Linked DNA regions of Mus musculus: region 2 is linked to region 1. Evidence: chromatin loops called from intact Hi-C (ENCODE). Cell type or tissue: heart. All regions are shown on one strand. Links, peaks and the distances in the headings refer to the core of each region. The heading gives the core; the rest is flanking DNA.

Evidence for each region. Hi-C counts contacts between places; a loop is a spot of excess contacts. Peaks named below come from ENCODE experiments on the same cell type or tissue, not always from the same donor. Only the 100,000 strongest peaks of a DNase experiment are listed, where the experiment ranks them.
Region 2: it touches region 1 in a loop (4-fold over the local background); 2 of 42 quality-filtered maps call a loop at or near these places.

What each region holds. Positions count from the first base shown.
Region 1 is chr16:4,045,253-4,049,730 of GRCm38, reverse strand. Trap1 (TNF receptor-associated protein 1) reads left to right here. Exons shown (of 18, transcript NM_026508.2): 12 at 233-380; 13 at 3,666-3,851; 14 at 4,150-4,288. Among named protein-coding and RNA genes, the nearest start is that of Dnase1, 10 kb to the right of the region's middle. In heart, for the core only: no CTCF peak of the experiment used is centred there; no DNase peak of the experiment used is centred there.
Region 2 is chr16:3,837,021-3,841,498 of GRCm38, reverse strand. It overlaps Olfr15 (olfactory receptor 15), which reads right to left and starts at 2,524. Exons shown (of 1, transcript NM_008762.2): 1 at 1,586-2,524. The coding sequence starts at 2,524. The coding sequence ends at 1,586. In heart, for the core only: a CTCF peak has its summit at 1,792; no DNase peak of the experiment used is centred there; H3K27me3 peaks cover 1,191 bases.

The sequences.
Region 1 (4,478 bases), core at 189-4,188:
TCCTTGTTTCTCATATGTGATCCCTGCTGGTGCTCAGGAGATGCCCACTACTGATTGTCCTGTGGAATTCAGTTTGTACCACCACCCACCTGCAGAGCATCCTAGCGAGCTTCTCATTAGGGGGCAGCACAGTGTCTCTTGTTCTATAGTTTCCCTTTGGCTCCGGGTGTGTACGCCCGCCCCCTTACTTGACAGAAAGCTTTGTTCACAGTGAGTAACTTGTGTTCTGTAGGAAACTCCGGGATGTTCTACAACAGAGATTGATCAAGTTCTTCATTGACCAGAGTAAAAAAGATGCTGAAAAATACGCAAAGTTTTTTGAAGATTATGGCTTGTTCATGAGGGAGGGCATTGTGACCACTGCAGAGCAAGACATCAAGGTAGGATGATCTCGGTCCTCCCTGTCAGCCTCAGCCCTGTTGCTACAGAGGAAGCTGGTAGAGGCTGTCCTGGATGTGGTGACAAGTCACATGGGCAGCAGTTGGAACACTGGGCTTCTGGGTCTGTCCTCATAGATACAGCAGGTCTGCATGTGTTCTTACCTGTGTTAGCCAGGCTCCAGGCACTGACAGAACATCTGACAAAAGCTACTCAAAGCCATAGTTATCTGCTTCAGTTAGCTGGAGCCGAAACAGAATTCCTGTGCGTTTTTTTTCTCTCTATTTTACCTGGGCCCCCTGTCTATGCAGTGGTGCCACTGAGACTCAGAAATTAACTGAGTGCGCCTCCTCAGTCAGCTGTGGCTCCTTCAAGTTGACTTTCTCAGATACTTTGTCACTGGGGAAAGGAACAGAACAGAGTGCTTAGATCTGTAAAAACTGCTGGAATCCATTGATACAGGGGAGGGGCTTGGAGCATCCTTGCAGGCCCACGTAGAGGTGTGCTTTGTGTCTCCTAGGCACTTCTCCATCCAGTCAGGGTGGTGGTCAAGATCAGCCATCACATACCCTTGTCTCGAAGTCCTTATGCTCTTAGCTGAAAGGCCAAGTCTCTTGACCCTTGACACCCTGGCCCCAGCAGATGGCAGGAAGAGAGATGTGGGTTTAAGGAAAGAACAGAAAAGCAGTGGTGAGATTAGGGTACAGTTACTGTCTTAGTTAAGTTTTCTTTTGCTATGATGTAGCACCACACCCAAAAGTCTCTTGGGGATAAAAGGATTTATTTGGCTTATAAAAGGGTGGAGCTCAGCCGGGCAATGGTGGCGTACACCTTTAATCCCAGTACTTGGGAGGCAAAAGCAGACGGATTTCCGAGTTTGAGGCCAGCCTGGTCTACAGAGTGAGTTCCAGGACAGCCAGGGCTACACAGAGAAACCCTGTCTCGAAAAAACAAAACCAAAAAAAAAAACCAAAGAAACAAAAAAGGGTGGAGTTCTTAATACTACCATTGGCCAGTGTAATTGCTGAAAAGGAATACATTTGTTCGCAAATAGTTTATAAAGTCTGGCACATGGCTCTTCTCTGGGCCTTCTTCCCACCAGCCTGTCAGCTGCTCCAACTGTCCTGTCTACTTAAGGTCTGCTTTTGTTATATTTGTCCATCATTGTGACAGAGTAGCTGAGGAGAGGACTTTCAAGGAGGGAAGTGACCCTTTGCCATGGATATTACACTGGGAGCATGTGGTGACAGAAAACACTTAAACACACCTTTAAAGGACACACCCTAATTGATGTGTTTATAAAAAGATAAAGAAGGGGGCTGGAGAGATGGCTCAGTGGTTAAAAGCACTGACTGCTCTCTCAAAGGTCCTGAGTTCAACTCCCAGCAACCACATGGTGGCTCACAACCATCTGTAATGGGGATCCAATGCCTACTTCTGGTGTGTGTGAAGACAGCTACAGTGTACTCATGTACATAAAAAATAAATCTTAAAAAAAAAAAGTATAGGAATATGTTCTATTCCATAAAATATGGGGGTGTGGTGAGGTGTGGGGGAAGTGGGTGCCTCAGCAGGCCCATGCCAAGGCATCCCTTCCCCTGAGGGACCAGACATACACCATTATAGTATAGAATAGAGTTTATTCAGGGCATGGGGAGGGGAGTTAAGGAGTAGCAGAGACAGAGAAAGGCAGAGAGAAAGAGAGAGTAGAGGCTGGCCATGCCCACGTGGAGAGAGAAGGGGAGAAGGAGCAGGGGGGCAAGAGGCAAGGGAGAGCAGCAAGAGTAAGAGAGAGAGGAGTAGGCAAGCAGCCCCTTTTATAAGGCCAGGCCTACCTAGCCATTGCCAAGTAACTGGGGGTGGAGTCCAGACAATACCAACACCAATGATTCTACCACCTAGACCCCAGTCCTAACGTCTGTCACTTCCTGTTAGCCTGTTAGCCGAGAGCTCATGAGTTTCAGTCATGTGATCTGGTCATCTCTCGAGGCTTCGTCTGTGAAGACCGCTGCTTTGGGTACCCAGCTCATGAGCTCTTGGGAGCGTTTATGATCAGTATGTGACACATTCACTCTCTTTGACCGCACTTTTTAAGATTTAGTCATCTGTGTCTGCATCTGTGTGTGTGCCTGTGAAGGCCAGGAGCATGCCTGGTGTCCTTCAAGCACCATAACTCCCTAAACTTGGAACTTACATTTTCTCAGCTTGGTTGGAAGCCAGAATGTCCCTACTTGGATCTAGAGTGTGAGACACCAATTGCTATGTGAGTGCTGGGATCTAAATTCCAGCCCTCATGAAGATTGTGCAGCAAGCCCCTATAACATTGAGCCTATTCTCTAGCCCCTTATCTCACTTTTAGTTACAGCACCTAATAGCATTTGCTGAGCCAGACAAGGCCTTTTCCAAATGATTGGAATACATTTTTTGACTAGGTATATTTGTGTAAGGTAAGAGCCAGATGTACCTATGATGTGGATGTGGCCATACCTGCTCTTTTTGTTTGTTTGTTTTTGTTTTTGTTTTTTGGGACAAGGTTTCTCTGTATAGCCCTAGCTGTCCTGGAACTCACTTTGTAGACCAGGCTGGCCTCTGCCTCCGGAGTGCTGGGATTAAAGGCGTGTGCCACCACACCCGGCTTGGCCATACCTGTTCTTGGCAAGTTCTGAAACTCTTTCTCTGTCTACTAGGAATCCAAGGCATAGTAGCGTGTGCATTTGGGTCTAACTCTATCCATTCTTAAACCCTTTCCTTGAGGCCTTGTGCTGAGGTGGTCAGTGCTGACAGTGTCTTAGATACTGTAGCAGCCAAGCTGACACTGCAGGATCCTACCTCTGCTCTTTATTCTGCACAGCCCATGGGGGCTGCATTGCATGGATTTATGTCCTGTTCCCATAAGGCCTCTCTCTTTGCCACATACTCCAGTAGCCAGAACTGGTAATGAACACTACTGGCTGAGGAGGCTGGGAACTGCGTCTAGTTGTTACTGAGGACAGAGAGAAGGTCTGGTATGGGGGGGTGGCGGGGGGGGGGGGGGGAGGTTGACGACTGAATATCCTGAGGTAGTTTACCCAGCTCTTCAGGAGGCCCTTGATCACCTAGGTTCAAATGTTTTCTCATGGTCCTATATACAGTGGGGTTCATAGGCGCATCTGAAACTCTGAGTCTACCATAACCTTTGGGGACCAGGCTGGGGAGCCAGAAAGCTGCAGGCTTCACCAAGAGTCTGAGTTAGGAATCGCGCTCAGGTTTTGGCTCTGGAGTAAGCAGTGACTTGCCCACATCTGCAGGAGGATATTGCAAAACTGCTACGGTATGAGTCCTCAGCCCTGCCTGCTGGGCAGCTGACCAGCTTACCAGACTATGCCAGCCGAATGCAGGCTGGCACCCGCAACATCTATTACCTGTGTGCCCCTAACCGTCACCTGGCTGAACATTCACCCTATTACGAAGCCATGAAGCAGAAACATACTGAGGTAGGTGGGCTCTGGCTTGCTGCTGGGCCAAGAATGTATCTTACAGGGTCTAAGTGCATGAGAGAAAATGACTGTGTTTGAGGCCCTGGAAGCTATGTGGTGTGAGGCAATGCCCGTCTGTGATGTGGTTGTCATTCCCACTAGGTGGCAGATGGATTATTCATGACTAATGTATGCACGTGGCAAGACAGCCAGAGCCAGTCTTAGATGGCTCTGTGAGCTGTTGCTTAGGCCCCAGACCCCAGTGTCCATAGCAGTGCCCTCTGCTGCTACAGCTGACAGGCTTGAATGCCTGCAGGTGCTCTTCTGCTATGAGCAGTTCGATGAGCTTACTCTGCTGCACCTGAGGGAGTTTGACAAGAAGAAGCTCATCTCTGTGGAAACAGACATCGTCGTTGATCACTACAAGGAGGAAAAGTTTGAGGACACATCTCCAGGTTGACTCCCATCTCTCTCCGGGGGGTGGGGGGGTGGGGGGGTCGTCCCATATGACTGTTGGGCAGGAGACTGTCACGTGTCCCATGGGGCTTTCTTGACCTGCTCATGAGTGCATTGCATTCCTCACTTGGGCTCTGGGTCACCAGCCTGTGCAAGTTGCTCCTGCTCCTCCTGTGCAGGCTCTTGCAG
Region 2 (4,478 bases), core at 224-4,223, 210 kb after region 1:
GAAGGGAAAATGTATCTGTGCTCGTTCCATTCTATTCAAGGGACGAGATAACCCAAACCAGCAAATGTGAAAATGGTCTGCATGGAGCATTTAGTTCTTACCATAAGAAGGTGATCCATAACACTTAATATAATTTCATTCACTAGCACTTATCCAGCATATACTTTGTAATAGGCAGGCAAATACAATAACAGAAATGGAAGCAAAGCGGCAGATCCTTTGAAACTACTTCTAAAACCTATTAATTTTCTCTTTTCTAATAATGTAGCTGCTAAACAATTGTCCCATATTAATATAGCTTCTGTCTAGGCATAGGGTGTGTAAACTGTGGTGGCGGATGAGCGGTTTTTTTGTTTTGTTTTGTTTTGCCATTCTAGCAATGAGCAAAGTCATTTAAGAAAATAAAAGAAATACTTGAAGATACAAGAAAAGGAAAATAATAAAAATTGGAGAGGAGTCTCAGAAGAAAATTTACAAGAGCTTATAAGTAAATTTGAAGTATATACTAAGGTAAGGACAGAGGAGGAAGTACGCGAGAGAAGAGGAAGCCACCACGAGGGGCGATAGACCATGAGTACATGGCCAGGAGAAAGAGCAAGTATCTGGGGTACATTGCTGGGGAGGTAGCCAGGCCAGCAGTTAGAAAAATAGATTAAAAATAACCAAAGTCTGAGTCCCATTTATTTGTGAGCTAGTCAGGGATAAGCTTAAATTGCTTGTACTACATACAATATAGGTGTTATTGTTCCAACACACAAGTTTCTTGAGATAAGTTTTGTTCTAAACCAGTTGCTGGATTTCTGGGACAGTAGTGCTGGAAGATTAAAACTTGAAACAGAGGACATGCTTAATGGACAGACTACCCTCCTAAACTTGCTTAAGGAACCATAGCATATCCCATAGTCCACTGACTCATAGCAAACCCGATGGCTCTGGCTGTCAGCTGCAATGATTTAAACAAAGCCAGATGGAGACATTTTAGGCTAGTATTGAAAGGCAAATGGTCTTGCCTATCTTTTCTTATTAATTATCACATTGGATAGAAGGTAAATTTGGATGCAGACATACAGAAAAGGATAATCAGGTGAGAAGGAGATGGGAAGCATGAATAGTTAGCCTGTATGTAGTACTAAGAAGAGACAGAGAACCGGAACACGATGGTGGATGGCTAAGATACCAAGATGAATTCTATTTTCATCTGAAGTTGATAACGTGTGGTGTCAATTCATGGAATTACAGAAAATTATACAAGAAACTTCACGTTTCTTTCCTTAGGAAGTAAAAAAAATTCATCAGAATTATGCTATAACACATAATGTGGACCTCAGAGTCAGGGACACTGAAATGGATCTGTTGTAGGTCAATAGTCTCTGGACCTACAACGATACATATCTGCCCTGTTACCTGTGGTCCACAGTCGTATTTCTGGAAAATAAACAAAGAATGTCTCAAGTAACACTAACCATCTTCCAAATGTGTAGAATTGTCAGGAATATGCATTGGCTTTACTGAAGACAGAACTTCTCATAAGAAAACAGAATGCAAGGTGGAGAGGCAATAAGAAATGAAGACGATTGTGCTGTCCTCAGCTGGCTCCTCTTCCTTTCCCCAGCAATCTTCCCAGGGCCCCCTTCACTTCTTTGTTTCTTAGAGTATAGATGAGCGGATTCACCATGGGTGTGACCACAGAGTAGAAGAGAGAAATGAATTTTCCTTGGCTTTGATTACTGCTCTTAGCTGGAAGCAGATACCCATAGATCGCAGAGCCATAGAAGAGAAACACTACCACCAAGTGGGAGACACACGTATTGAAAGCCTTTCGACGTCCCTCCACAGAGCGGATCTTCATCACTGCCTGAGCAATGAAGCAGTAAGAGACCAGGATGACGCTTACTGGGACCACAGTGAAGAAGGTACAAACACCATTGAGCACCGCCTCATTGAGACTTGTGTCTCCACAGGCCAATTTAATCATGGCGGGTACCTCACACAGGAAGTTGTCCACTTTTCGGTGTCCGCAAAATGGGAGCTGGAGAGTGAATGTTGACTGAATCACGGAGTTGCCTAAGCCACCCAACCAGCTAATAGCAGCCAGCCCCCAGCAGAGGCGAGGATTCATGACGGTCATGTAGTGCAGGGGCCGACAAACTGCCACATACCGATCAAATGCCATCACCACGAGCAGTATGCACTCAGTAGCCCCCAGCCAAAGGAAAACATAGAGTTGAGTTACACACCCACCATAGCTGATTGTCTTGTCTGGCCCCCATAAATTTTTCAGCATCTGAGGGACTGAACTGGTAGTAAAGGCAAGGTCTAGAGAGGAGAGGTTGCTGAGGAAGAAGTACATGGGTGTGTGGAGCCGAGCATCAAGGCGCGAAAGCAGGATGATGGTCAAGTTCCCAACCAGCGTCAACAAGTAAGAGGCCAGGATGACAGCAAAAAAGATGATCTCCAGATGGGGATGGTCAGAGACACCCATCAGAATGAAGCTCCCAGAGGAGCTGTTGCTGTCCACCTCCATCACCGGCTGCCTCAGTCACTGAAGTTTGCTCAGGCAAGGGAAGAGGCAGCTACTGCTAAACCTGCATCCAAAGTGCACCTCAGGCTCCGCAGCTAAAGCCCAGTCCACCCTTCCTGGCCACGAGCTTTCATGCAAGCCCTGGTTGTCAGTTGAGCTGGGATGTCAAAAGGGACCTAGCACAGAGATGAAGGGAGTGCCTTGTGAGGACAGACAACAGCTAGGGCAACAGGTCAGAGGGGCAGGTTAGATCAGATACCTTCTCAAAACACCAATTTCCTCAGCCAAGTTTTCTTTTGCTCTAAGAGGGAAACACACAGTGAATTTGGAAAATCTCCCCGGAAGTTACTGATAGATTTCTTTCTCAGGCTTGAAAGGATGGCTCAACATTTAAGAGCACAGAATGCTCTTGCAGAGATTCCAACTTTGGATTTCAGCGCCCTTATCTCACAATAGCCTATAAGTCCAGTTCCAGGGAATCTGACATGCACTTCTGGCAACTGCACATATGTGAACATACCACCCAAAATTCATGCCTACATGATTTAAAATAAAGTCTTTTTTTTTTTTTTTTGGACAGTCTGTCATTATACAGCCCTAGGCAGACTGGAAGTTGCTGTGTAGACCAAGCTAGCCTTAACAGAGATCCCACCTGCTCTGTTTTCTGAGTATTGAGATTAAAGCCATGTGGCACCATGACCATCAAAATAAATAATCTTTAAAATAAATAATCTTTAAAGAAATTCCTTTTCTCTGTCTTTTATAGTCCTCTCTTCTCAAATTAAAACTCCTGGTCTGGAAAGATCATCATGTGTCTATCGGATCTCAAAAAAAAAAAAAAAAAAAAGAGAGATGGTAGGAGCTGGAGAGATGTTCAGCCATTGAGAGCATTGGTTGCTCTTCCAGAGGACCAAGGTCCAGTTCCCAGCAGCCACCTGGAGGCTCACAACTGTCTGCAACTCAAACTCTGATAGATCTGATGCTTTCTTCTGCCCTCCATGGGCACTGCATACATGCAGCACACATATATACACGCAGGTAAAACATACACACCCAAAATAATTTAAAAAACTAACGAGAATACTGAATATTCACCATACACAAAAAGCATGAATTTGTCAGTGAAGAAGGTGAATATAGAACAAATAAACACATGCCAAAAAAGCTTAAGTCAAATGTGTGAAATATATAAGTGGATTTTCTGTAAGGAAGTTAAATCAATCTACATGTGTCCATAGTAAGGGAAATTAAAATATACCTGATAATTTGAAGTCTACTGTGTTTACTGCTAAACCAAGGAATCATTCTTAACATTCTCAAAGCAGCAAACACACTCTTGTCAATAACAGCCAATTAACATCTCCTTGGGCAGTGTGTGTGTGCACAGAAGTCAGCCTTAAGTGTTATTCCTCAGAAGTGGTACTCTTTGCTTTTTTAATCAGGGTCTCTTATGGTAACCTAGGGTTTCTTGGTTAGCCCCACATGTTTTCCCTGTCCAGTCTTGGGATGACAAGGTGTACTGTCACATCTAACTTCTTCATACCACCACAGCTGCCTTTTTATGTAGGTGCCGTGGATTGAACTCAGGTCCTCAGACTTGTGTGACAAGCACTTTACCCACAAGACTGCTATTTCTAAATATAAGAAAACCAAGATCTTTTCTCTTCTTTTGCCTACTAATTAAAAGGATCTAAACAGTAAATAATTCATGGGTCACCTAGAAACCAACAGTTGGGAGAGAATTCTGTCGTTTCTCTGAACTGTGGCCTGTCTGTTCCATGGGAACTTCAGCTACTGGCCTAACCAGGGAAGTGTGTAGGTGAGCTTAGGGGCTTTTATTGCAACTGTCAAGGGCCACTTGACTAAAGATTGAAACTGTCCTTTTTAATCCACATATAGCAAAATATTGGTAATCCTGATGCTAGAATCCACACAGAACTTCAAGAGGATTTTATGT